Regions from separate parts of the Mus musculus genome. Here region 1 is linked to region 2. The links are chromatin contacts, found by POLR2A ChIA-PET in ENCODE. All regions are on one chromosome and are shown on one strand. Each heading gives the region's core, a stretch centred on a gene start or an enhancer-like site at or near the end of the contact. The rest is flanking DNA. Distances are from core to core; before and after follow the strand shown. Region 1 holds the start of Ppid (peptidylprolyl isomerase D (cyclophilin D)). Region 2 overlaps Fnip2 (folliculin interacting protein 2).

Region 1 (6,527 bases), core at 2,365-4,864, 59 kb before region 2:
AACTCTCAAAAAATTAACTCTCTGATTTAAGTCAAAGGTAGCTTCCCTTTATCTCTGTATAAGTGTTACCGAAAGACGTTACACTAACTCTACTTCCATTTTATTACATGTAATAATCTTGTCTTCTCCAACAATGAATTCCTTAAATATCATCTTCCCTTCCCTCCCTTCCCATGTTAACTTTTCTAGATACATTTTTGTGAGCATACATTTATACATTATTAAATACAAAAGTGAAGTCAAGTTTAAAACATTTTAAAAATCAGTGCTCATATTTCTCTCTCTCTCTCTCTCTTTTTTTTTTTTTTTTTGGTGTTTTTCAAAACAGGGTTTCTCTGTGTAACAGTCCTGGCTGTCTTGGAACTCAAGAGATCCATCTGCCTCTGCCTTCTGAGTGCCAGGATTAAAGGTGTGCACAATCAACACTTGGCTCATTTTTCTTAACAGTATTTTTAAGAAAACCGAACCAGCGGACTAGGTGTGTAAATCAGGGTATAGTGACACCCTGGGTTCACTCCCCTGCAATACAGGAAAGTTGCTGACACTGTCACGTACTTGTTTATTCAGACATATTTACTGTGCTTACTTAGACTGTCATTAGCTGAGAAAACAGAATGGTGAGTGTGTGTGGCTCCCGAGCTCCGCTGAGCCCACAGACCCCTAGGATAGCAGACAAGTAATTTGTATGAAGTAATAGTTTAATCACACATTACCAAGGTGTTCTGGACACCAAATGTCAAATACTTCTCAAACATTCTGCCCAGCCTGTCAAATGACCTAAAATCAGCTTATTTATCTGCCATGCCTTTTCTTTACCAATGAAATGGTTTGAAGAAGAGAGTTACAAGACAGATGATATGAGATAAACTATAGTCCACTCCGACCATCAATCCTACGGCATACCACCAAGCCCTTATGACACTGAGCTACCACTTTGTCTAAGTATCCTTCAAGAAATTAACACTCTGAGCTGGGCGTGGTGGCCCACGCCTTTAACCCCAGTACTTGGGGGGCAGAGGCAGGCGGACTTCTGAGTTTAATCCCAGCCTGGTGGACAAAGTGAGTTCCAGGACAGCCAGGGCTACAGAGAAACCCTGTCTCAAAAAAAGAAAAAAAGAAATTAACACTCGCCGTCCCTTCTTAAGAGCAGGACTAATATACATATCAAGCTATTTGGACAGAGGAAGTTTGTATACGTACTTCGGTGGAAAGGGCATCCTTTAAAATGGAGAGGCTTCCCGGTCGTGGACCCAGTTCCTTTTTCTCCTGTACACAACGCACGAAAATTTTCTGCAGTTTTGGGAACAATATCTGCAAACAATTCTAAAACAATTCGGCCAACTGAAGGAAAAGAAAAGGACATCTTGTCAGTGTGCAAACTGAACAGGCAAACCAAACGGAGATAACGAATTACACAACCAGTGGCTAACACCTCATCCAACGTGTCATTCAGTTCTCTTTAACCACGTCACTAACTGGAGTCACAATGCTGTGGACAGATCTTCTGCGCTTACCACTCTTTAAATGAAATTGTGCATCCTTTAACTGCCATCTTCCCAGGCTATGGTACCTATCATGCTACTTCTCTAAGTTCAACTTTTTAAAGAGTCCACAAACGTGAGAGCCTATTGTAGGTTATTTCATGCACCATACTATCCTCTAGAGTTAACTACAAAGTTATAAATAAGATTTCCCTCTTTTAAAGGCCAGTGTTATATTCTACTGTGTATACAGCACGGTGTATGTTCTCATGCTTTGACAGACACTAGATTGGTGCTGTGTGTGTTGGCTACTGTGAATAACGCTGCAGTGCCTCGGGTATGCATACAAACTTCATCTCCCTTGAAAATAAGCCCAAACACGGAACTGTCAGATCCGTGTCACTGTCATCTCATTGTCATTTTTCTACGATTCCTATTTAGTCTAAGGAAAGCTTCGTAGATCTAAACTTGAAACAACACAAGATTATAACTAATTACAGCATCCAGGCGATTAGCTGCCTAGGAAGCACAACATGGTTTAATGTACAAAGGATTTAAAACCCTAAATCACTTAAATAATATTCAGACTTTTAAATTTTTTTATTCTGGGCTGGAGAGATGGCTCAGTGGTTAAGAGCACTGACTGCTCTTCCGAAGGTCCTGAGTTCAAACCCCAGCAACCACATGGTGGCTCACAACCATCTGAAATGAGATCTGATGTCCTCTTCTGAAGGCATCTGAAGACAGCTACAGTGTACTTAGATATAATCATAAATAAATCCTTAAAAAATATTTTTAAAAAAATTTTATTTTATGTGTGAGGCTGAGGCATGTAGTGTGGAGATCATGGGACAATCGCTGGGATTCAGGGTTGGTGGCAGACACCTTTACCTGCTGACCTATCTCAGGGGCCCTGCACTCAGAATTTCTAATCGCTAAGTAACTAACAGAAGACATAGTCCACTCTGTGTTCTATGGAAACTGCCTTTTGTAACCTCTGAAACAGTTCCCTTCTCAAGAATCCAAGAGACAGTTAACAATAAAATCTGTTACAAAACAAAGTGAATGCATATATACCCGTGTGTGTACCCATCCCAGCAGGTCTGGCCTACAACTCTAACATGCTTCAGAAAAGCCCAATTGAGTTACAAAGCAACACGAGGGCTTATGACAGTGTTTCTCAACCTTCTTAATGCTTCCACCCTTTAATATAGTTCCTCATCATAACTGTAAGTTTGCTACTGTTACGATTAGTAATGAAAATATCTGATATGCAACTCGGTGAAATGGTCGTTTAACAACCCACCCTCCAAGGAGTTTCCTCCACCCACCGGTTAAGCCACTGGCTTAGGGCTTCTTAGCTCTGAATCCTAGGTAACCATACAGACATAGTGCTCAATTCCATGATGCCAAAACAGCACAAACGATCGCCTACTTAAACTGCTACTATAATCAGTAATAAGGAAAAAGCACTAAGCACGAAAGTCACTCTAATTTGAAAATGATCTGGTAGCTCCCAATGTAGTTCGTGTACCAAGAGGCACGTGGCGTGTCTTGAGCCCCCCAGGCACATATCCAGGAAGCATACCGAACTATCCACCACTACTCGTCAAATCATTTCACTTTATAGTAAGTAGTGATGCAAAGGTTGCAGGGAAGTGCGATCAAAAAGAGACAAACGATAGGGACGCCACGATCCCTAAAGTAGAAGTAGAAATTTCCAGAAACTTCCACCGGAAGGGAGAGGGCGCAATCTGGACTCGTGGAGGCCAGGGCTCGCTCCGTCTGGGACCTAGGCTGCTATCCCCCTCCGGATCCCAGGCCCCGAGCCGCCGAACAGCCAGCGGGCCAAGGAGAACCGCAGCAGGGAGGCCCCGGGCGAGGGAACCGCTGAGCCGTTCGCGCCGCTCACCTCGCTCCCCGCCGATGTCCACGTCAAAGAAGACTCGCGGGTTCTTGGAGTTGGAGGGCTTGGCTGCCGGGGATGCGTGGGACATCTTCACTGCGGGCACTGGGCAGCGGGACACGAGCACCTCGTGCGCGAGACCGGAGCAAACTCTACTGCCCCTCTACGTTATAACCTGGCAACGCGCGGAAGAGTTACTTCCTGCGCACCGCCGGAAGCTGTACTCTGGTTTCCGGTGGCGCCTTCACCTTCCGGTTTCTGCGCCTGGCCCCTAATGCTTCTCTTTAGGTGGCTGTAGTGGCCGTCGGTTTCTTTTTAGTGTGTGCGCCGTTCCCTGGTGTTTGCTGCATCGCTGGGTGGAGAATTTGGAAACCATCCTAGCCTCGACTCTGCCACGAAATGCCAGTAACTACAACGAAACTTAGTTTACTCGTCTGTAAAATGGGGATAAAAATGCCTCCTCTGAGCAGACATGGTGGCTAGGCGGCACGACCTGAGTCTGATCCCCAGGATCCGTAAGGTGAAAGGAAAGAATGTTATCACCCAGTTGCCATCTGATCTCCACGAGTATGTCGTAGCATGCACACAGAAGCGCACATACATAAATTAATTGGTGCCTTCTTTTTCTTAATGCCTACCTACCTAGGGAAGGCGTTTTGGAAATTAAAGACATAAATTACTTATCAGAATGCCTGACATAAACATGTGGCTTCTAATAAATAACAGATGTCCAGTTACTATTGCCATGTTATTGTCATTTGGCCGTTAAGTTGTAAGTGACCCAGTCTAAAGCAAAGGCTCCAAATGCGCTGATGTTGAGAATCTAAAAGAGGATTTATTTGACTTCTGTTAAAACTAGATATCCTATAATAGTCTGTCTTTTTTTTTTTTTTCTAATGGGCTTGGTGTAAAATACACAACTTAAAGTTGAATGTGGTTATTCAGTACTGAGGAGGTAGAAGCAGGACGATCTATGTGAGTTCCAGGCCAGCCTGAGCTATGCCAGTAAGAATTTAAAAAGTGGCCATCCAGAGACTGTCCCACCTGAGGATTCATCCCATATACAGTCACCAAATCCTGACACTATTGTAGATGCCAAGAAATGCTTGCTGACAGGAGCCTGATATAGCTGTATATAGAGGCCCTGCCAGAGCCTTACAAATACAGAGGCGGATGCTCACAGTCAACCATTGGACTGAGGGGGTTGGGGGTCCCAATTGAGGAGTTAAGGAAAGAATTGAAGGAGCTGAAGGGGTTTGCAACCCCATAGGAAGAACAACAATATCAACCAACAGAGTTCTCAGGCACTAAGCCACCAACCAAGGAGTACACATAGCTCCGGCTACATGTATAGCAGAGAATGCCCTTGTCAGGCAACAATGGGAGGAGAGGTTCTTGATCCTATGAAGGCTGGATAGATGCCCCAATGTAGGGGAATTGAGGGTGGGAGTGAGTGGTGGGTGGAGGAACACCCTCATAGAAGCAGGGGGAGGGGGTGGGATAGGGAGTTTCTGGGAGTGAGAAGCCAGGAAAGGGGATAACATTTTGAAGTGTACATAAAGAAAATATGCAATTTTTAAAAAAGAATAAGAAAGTACATTTAGGACGAGTAGCTTTGGCATAGGCCTGTTATGCCAGTAGTTGATTCCATGCCAGGAGAATCCAAAGTTCAAGTTAGCCTGGGCTAAGTAAAGAGGCACTCACTCCAAAAAGACAAAAAAGGAGGTAAAACATTGTTAAGACTGGCCAGGTGGCACTTATGAGGTAGAAACAGGAAGATGGATAGTCCCAGGTTAGTCAGTACTACAGAACGAGACCTTACCTTTAAAAAATAAATAAATAAACCAGCCCAGGAAAAAAATTAACCAGCCCAAGTTGGTACCCAGCACCTATAATCTCCGCACTAGAGGCAAGAGTATCAGGAGCTAAACACCCAAACAAGCTCGCTCTTCTGTAAGTTGCCTTGTTCATGGTATTTAATCACAGCAACAGGAAAGTAATTAGTTCAGATCAGCAAAGCAGTTGGAATCTTCTATCCTGGTCATGTCCGGGCAGCAAACTGGTCATTTATATTTTGTCTTGCACATGACAATGATAAAGTTAATTAAAATGTGTGCTCAGGGGTCTGAGAAGATGTCTCACTCAATATGCAGGCGGATCCCTGGCACCCACTCAAAGGCTGGGTGGGGTGGGCACACAGTGGTCCCAGTGCTAAGGAAGATGATTCCTGGAGCAAATTGGCCAGTCGATGTGCTCGAAGTTAAAGGAGAGACCCTATCTCAAAAAATAAGATGGAGACCTGCCATACTCAATATCAAACTCTGCCCTCTACATTCATACACACATCCAGACAAACACATGCAGACAATACACACACACACACACACACACACGTTGCTGTTGTTCTAATCTACTAACTTGAAATCACTGAGGGCAGTCTGGAATGCGTAGAAAAACTCTCCTAAAAGGAAACACAAGAAGGAGGAGAGAGAAGAAAAGCTAGGGGCAAGCTGAGAATGCTGGCTCCATTCTCATAAGAAGGAAACTGGACAGGATGATTCTGTTGTTGTACAAGTGTCTGGGTGTGAAAACTGATGTAAAAGTTACTCTCCCGCTACCTAGGATTTTTTCCACAGTAAGTGGCTTTTTATGAAATTCGTATTACTAGAACCAAACCAAATGAAGAATCAAACTTTTTTTTTTAATTATGTGCTTGTGTCTGAGTTTGTGTATGTCAATTCAGAGACCCACAGGGACCAGAAGAGGGTATTGGTTCCCCTTGAGCTACCATTATAGGTGGTTGTGATCCTGCTTATGTAGGTACTAGGAGCCAAACTCCAGTCCTCTTGGAAGAGCAGCAAGCTCTCTTGACCCCTGAGGCCAAAGCTTTGGCCCTAAGAATCCAGCCTCTGCAATTACTGAACACCAGATCTCTACTGAGAAGACCAGCCTCTCCAAACCTGCTGCCTCCGCCAACTGTCTGCTTGCTCAGGCAGGTCACTGGGGCTCTGACATCTCAGCGAGGACAGAGCAGAGCTGTCTCCTAAGGCTGAGGATCTGGCTTCACCTAGACAGAGGGGCCCTGTCTGAGGGCATTACCATACGTATTTTGTTCTTTCTGCTTTTCTTAAGCACAGAAT
Region 2 (5,690 bases), core at 2,585-5,084:
ACAGTCCCCTGGTGTCCAGTCTTAGAGTTCAGGTGGTCCTGCAGCAGTGGACTGAATGGTTGTGGAGAAGACTCCATGTATGACAGGAAACAGTGCTGTGGACGGTCAGAGATTCTTATTAAAGGCAGCAGGCACATTGAGTACCATTGCTATCTGAGTGATGTGCCGTTCATTGGTAGAAACTTGCTGTTCTGTAGGGCCGCTTCAGTGCCTGGGATTTGTGAATGGAAACAGTGCAACAGCAGTTTAAACTCCTGAGAGGCCGGGCCTGTGTTCGGAGTAGCACATATATAGCATTTGTGAGGTCCTGGTGTCAACCCCATCACCAAAAACTATAACCTGTATCCATTCCTCTCAGATATTGCAGGGCTTCATTGTACCTCAGTACTCTCTGGCCCTGCCTCCTAACATTGGGAGTTTGCTGTGCTATGACCCAGCCAGTGAGGCAGCAGAGGTTGCAGGCAGTGTGCTGAGCTGTGGGGTCTAGTCAGTGACTGCGGATGATTTTAGGTACTCTTTCTTTTCTGTAATGTGTGGGTGAGCTTTGTGAGGAAGATAGGGAAGGGCCATGAGTAGGGCTACAAATAAAACTGGTGGTGGCGCACGCCTTTAATCCCAGCACTCAGGAGGCAGAGGCAGGCGGATTTCTGAGTTCAAGGCCAGCCTGGTCTACAGAGTGAGTTCCAGGACAGCCAGGGGTACACAGAGAAACCCTGTCTCGAAAAAACCAAAAAAAAAAAAAAAAAAAAAACCTGGTGATAATTGTGGTATGTGTGGTTTTAGCATTTGAGTAGAGTACCCAGTGCGATTACACGCCACGGGGTGAGGACCTGTGTAAGCGGGTTGTTCCATTTCAGGAGGAAGATGACTTAAACAGAGCAGTGCTGGGCTCAGGAGACTCAGTATACCTTTTCTTACCTCTGTCTGCCCTGGGAGCCTTCTCATCTCTCAGAAGGACGGTTGTGGTGATACAGTTGTCTTTCATTTACTGCAGAAATTTGAAGACGTATTGAAATATGAGACAATTTGGGGTAGAAAAGAGACTTCAAAGTCAAGTATGATAGTGTGTTTTTTGTATTCTATTTATTTCATCAGATTTTGAATTACAGAATTAAAGATTAAGGAACATAGAGAGGAAATACTGCTTTCACATTTTTTTGTAAGTTTTGATGTCTTTTCTCATAAGATATGATGTGAGTTATATTGATTGGAACGACCACAAGATCTCGAAGCCTCTGTGGGACCTTTGGGGTAGGGGGAGGTTGCAGTATCCCAGACATCAGCCTGCCACAGAGACATACTGCTTGTTGCAGGTAGATTTGAATCAAAGCTTTAATGCAACTGTGGAACGCTTGCTAAGCCACTCAGAAGTGTCTATACCAGAGGTAGAAATCTCTCTGTGGTTCAAAGAAGAGTCCCAAGGCCCACTTTTCATATGCCAAGAGTTTATAATCTCCTAAACATCCTACAGGATACTATAGAAAAATAAGCATGTAGTAGGTATTAAAGTGTGCTTAAAGTTATTATAGAAGAACTCAGAGGACAGAGGCCTGGGTCATATGGCAGAGTCCCAGTGGGGACAGACAGTTACTGTGTAAGGGACTGGCTCTCAGGAGCGCGGTTCCTTTAGTTTCTGTTTGAGAGAATCCCATCCAGGTACAGTCAGATCCTTATCCAGATGTCATCTGGGAGCATGCCTCTTTTTGTCCGTTATTCTTGTTTTAATTTATATGTGTGTGGATCTTGGATAAGGGATAAAATAGGTATATTTATGACATTATTTGGAATTACTTTGGAAATAGCAGTTTTGTGGCTAAACTACTAAGTATGTGTATAATGTTGAAAAAGAATGTCATGACAGCTGGCGGTATAGTACAATGGTTAGAATACTTGCCTAGCATGTATAAAGCCCTGGGTTCTATCTTAGTATACCTCCCCTCTTTAAAAAAAAAAGTGTTTTATGATCCTTCCTTACATACTAGTTAAGTCCAGATTGAAGTTTTAAGCCAAAATATCATTTATTTTATTATTACTATTTTTTAAAGGCAGTCTCGTGCACCTCAGGCTGCTCTCAGACGGTCTCTGCATCCCTAGTGCTGAGACCGGTGTGCTTTACCACTCAGTTTGTGAGGTGCTGGGGACTAAATGTCAGGCCTCAGGCATGCTAGCCAAACCAAATCAGCCCCCAAATTCATTTTTTATACAAAAAGTGAGATGCATTTCTCTAACACATCTGTATAGAATTCAGGATTTGAGCCCTTTTTGTTGTTTGCTTGTTTGAGGCAGAGTTTCTCTGTGTAACAGACCCTGGCTGTCCTGTACTCGATTTGTAGCCTAGGCTGGCCTTGAACTCACAGAGATCTATCTGCCCATCTCCCAGTGCTAGGATTAAAGGTGTGTGCCATCCTCCCACCTGCACTTCCCACCTACCCCTGCAGTTTATGCCATATTTAAAGCATTGTCCTGTCAGTCTTGCGCCTGCCCTCTCATTTCTTCTGCAAGTTTGGTCTGAGCATCAGATGACTGGGAGATGCTGTAGGCCATTTGTGTCCTCCAGCTGTCCTGTCCCTTAAACTGGAACTAATTTTCATAATATTTGGATGTTCCCTGTTTGTTTGTTTTTTTTTTGTTTTTGTTTTTTTTGAGTTATTTTAGACAGTTGAAAGGTAAAAAAGAACCCATGGCCAGTTTGTGCCCGGGGGTCAAAACTTCGTGCAAAAAGGAATTCGTTCTCTCCTACTCTAGGTCTGTCTTCACACCATCAGTTTAGCAGTTGCCACAGAGAAGAAAATTCATTGTCATAGGTGTGTTGCAATCTGAAACTTGGGAAGTCTTTTTTTTTTTTTTTTTTTTTTTTTTTTTTTTAAGTTCATGGAGGGTGGCGGGTTCCGGTCCAATGTACGGCATGTAAAATGTCTTAAATCAACTGAGGTCTGGGCCTGGCATCCCTAGTTTTCCTTACCTTAAATTAGTGGGTAATTTATAAAGATACTTTTAGGACTAAGACCATAGAGCCAGCCAATGGTTCACCTCACCTTAGGGATGGACCCAGTAGTACTTTCTTCAACCTAATTCCAGGCAAAAGGAATTGGTATCATCACTCTGCTGTTGGTTTCTAGCCTTGACCTGTGTTTAGGGGATCACCAGCTCAAATTTATCTCCTAACACTCCCATATCCAGGTGAGCTATGTTGATGTCAGAAGCTAGCACTGTTCTAGGGCTCTGGTAATTCAGGGCTTTCTCAGCTTGAATAAGCCCAGGAATTCAAATGCAAGAGTTAGAAGGCTTTTTACCATCAGTTGCCTCTCATCATCATTACTTTCCCCCATCCCCACTCATACCATGGCCAGAGTGTGCCCCAGCTCTGCTTCTCATCCCACACGTCTCCTTCTACATATTAAGATCTCCATTCGACTCTTGTGGGTAGCCATCCTTCACTCACTGTGGACAGAGTTTTGCAAGGTTGTGGAGTAGAAGCTGTCAGCTGATACTTACTCACATGAGAACCATTAAGAGGGTGGTGCGGCCAATGTCAGAGCAACCTTGCAGCTGAAGGTTTACCCAGAGCCACATGAGCTGGGCTCGTGACTAGTGAAGGCAGGGCTGCTTGTAAACTCAGCTCGAGATGCAGATGGTGTGAGTCAGTGCAAGCTGCTGGACCTGTTGAGTGCACTTGAGTGCAGGCGGAGAAAAAGCAGGGAGAGATTTGTACTTGTCTACTTTATTATGGGTTTACTGAGAGCACATCCGCTTCTAGAAGTCATCCTGGGCTTCATTTGCATGATGAATGAACATCCCTTTTTTTAAGCTCCCAAAAGAGGAAGTTAGTAGTAGCTGGGCTCACGTGCTGTGCTTGGAGGGAAATGGTCTTTAGTCTGGAGCTGCTGCTCGTCACCGTGGCATATCCTTCAGATAATGAAGGAACTTTACAGAGTGGGCTAGTCCACACTGCTGGTCAGGATCAACTGAAGAGCATCTATGCCCTCAGGAGATGTGTGGTGGTACAGCAGACAGCACAAACTGGCCAGTAGGCCAACAGGAGTCAGCCAGATGTCTGACCGATACCACTTGTGGTGCTGGGAGGATTTTCAAGACACTTGTATGTGCAAAGATTCCAAAATGTGCCAGAGGAGGACGCGACACAAATTCCACAGTGCTCAACCACAGGTATGAATGTTTAGTTCTGTTTCAGTCTGGAAAATACTAACCACACGGGACTCTAAGAAGCTTTATTGATTTGAATTATGTTTTCAAGAATGCTTTACGTAGGAGAAATGTAGTTATTGGTGACTTGTAGAAACAAGTCCTTTCCTCTGTAGAAAAGATGTAGGTAGGCACAGGTATCTGTAGTGGCTCTTAGGAGTCTGTCACTATCTTAACTTCTTAAGTGTTCATTACCTCTGCTGGGGCCAACTTGTGTGGAATCGATTGTGTCCTCTTTTGGAACGCTGAGCTTTATAAGGCAAAAGGTAAAGCTCTGAGCTTTAACTTAGCACACAGAGGACCAGAGGACAGGCAAGGACTGGAGACCTGCTTTGTGGGAGTGCTGAAGCCAGCTGCTGAGGGAGAACCTGGTTCGACTCTGGAAAATGCCTTTTGTGAAAAGGATGTGTATGACAAACTAACTTGAATAGCGAGGTTGGCCATAAGGAGCACAGTTGGACCTGTTATATTCTTTCTAGTTACTTTATATACTTTTTAGATGTATTTATTCTATTTATATGTATAGGTTGTTTTGTCTGTTTGTATTTCTGTGCACCACTTACATGCCTGGTGCCAGGAAGGCCAGAGGACGTCAGATCTTCTAGAACTGGAATTAAAGATGGTTTTGAGCTACCACATAGCTTCTGGGAATTGAACCTGGACCCTCTGGAAGAGCAGCCAATGCTCTTAACCACAGAGCCATGTCTCCCAGCCCCTTTATGTACTCTGGAAGAACTTCTCTAGTAGTGGAACTTAATTCCGACGGTCATTTCCCAAGAGTGGTTCACATGCTCTCTGCTCTTCCAAAGGCACCTGTTCATAGAGCAAGAGGTCATGAAGGTCATGAAGGGTGAGGACCATGAGGACCCTGAGGATGGCACTGTGATACGTGTGCTCTTACCTGCTCCTGTCAGGAAAGAAGGGTTGAGTGGTGGGGAAGTGGAGCTCCACCTCTGGGAGGCAGCCCCAGGGCTGACTGCGGCATGCTACTGCTGAGCTATGGGGTAGGCTCAGGTTGTTTTAAAGAGTCTTCTCTGGGAGTTCAAAACTGCATCATTAGGACATTTTCCCTTCTGTTTTTTTATTCTTCTAGATTTCCAAATCCCCAAGATGTTATTTGGGGTGGCCATCCACAAAGGATAATAGCCTGGATCATGGCAATTTCTTTAAAATTTGTAAAAAACAAAAACAAAACCCAAAAAACTTTGTGTGAGTGAGTGGTTTTCAAACTTTTAATAAACTTCTTTTGTTATGACTTTAATAATTTTCACATACTTTAAATATCAGAATGCTTTGCAACCTGGTTTTTTTTCCCCCCTTTAACTTTTTAAAATTTTTTGTTCCTAGTGCTTGAAAGGATTAAAGATACATTTTCTGTATTTGAGTTTTGTGCAGTAAAAATGCCTTTATGGTCGAAACATACGTGTATTCAGAATGTTCTAGCTGCACTCAGTTGATACCAGCTTTGTTGGTACCATCCAGAGGAG

The links. ChIA-PET counts read pairs that join two places held with the same protein, here RNA polymerase II (POLR2A).
Region 1: POLR2A ChIA-PET joins it to region 2 with 13 read pairs in embryonic stem cell. The contact joins the promoter of Ppid here to the enhancer-like site in region 2. POLR2A ChIA-PET finds 5 or more read pairs at or near these places in 4 of 5 experiments (Patski and embryonic stem cell).

The regions. Positions count from the first base shown.
Region 1 is chr3:79,588,424-79,594,950 of GRCm38, reverse strand. Ppid (peptidylprolyl isomerase D (cyclophilin D)) reads right to left here and starts at 3,614. Exons shown (of 10, transcript NM_026352.4): 1 at 3,394-3,614; 2 at 1,201-1,341. The coding sequence starts at 3,478.
Region 2 is chr3:79,530,020-79,535,709 of GRCm38, reverse strand. The region is part of intron 1 of Fnip2 (folliculin interacting protein 2); the gene reads left to right. Among named protein-coding and RNA genes, the nearest start is that of Gm36442, 21 kb to the right of the region's middle. Within about 2 kb of position 3,834, at least 1 of the 3 ENCODE cell types and tissues checked has a DNase peak (open chromatin) inside an H3K27ac peak, as active enhancers do.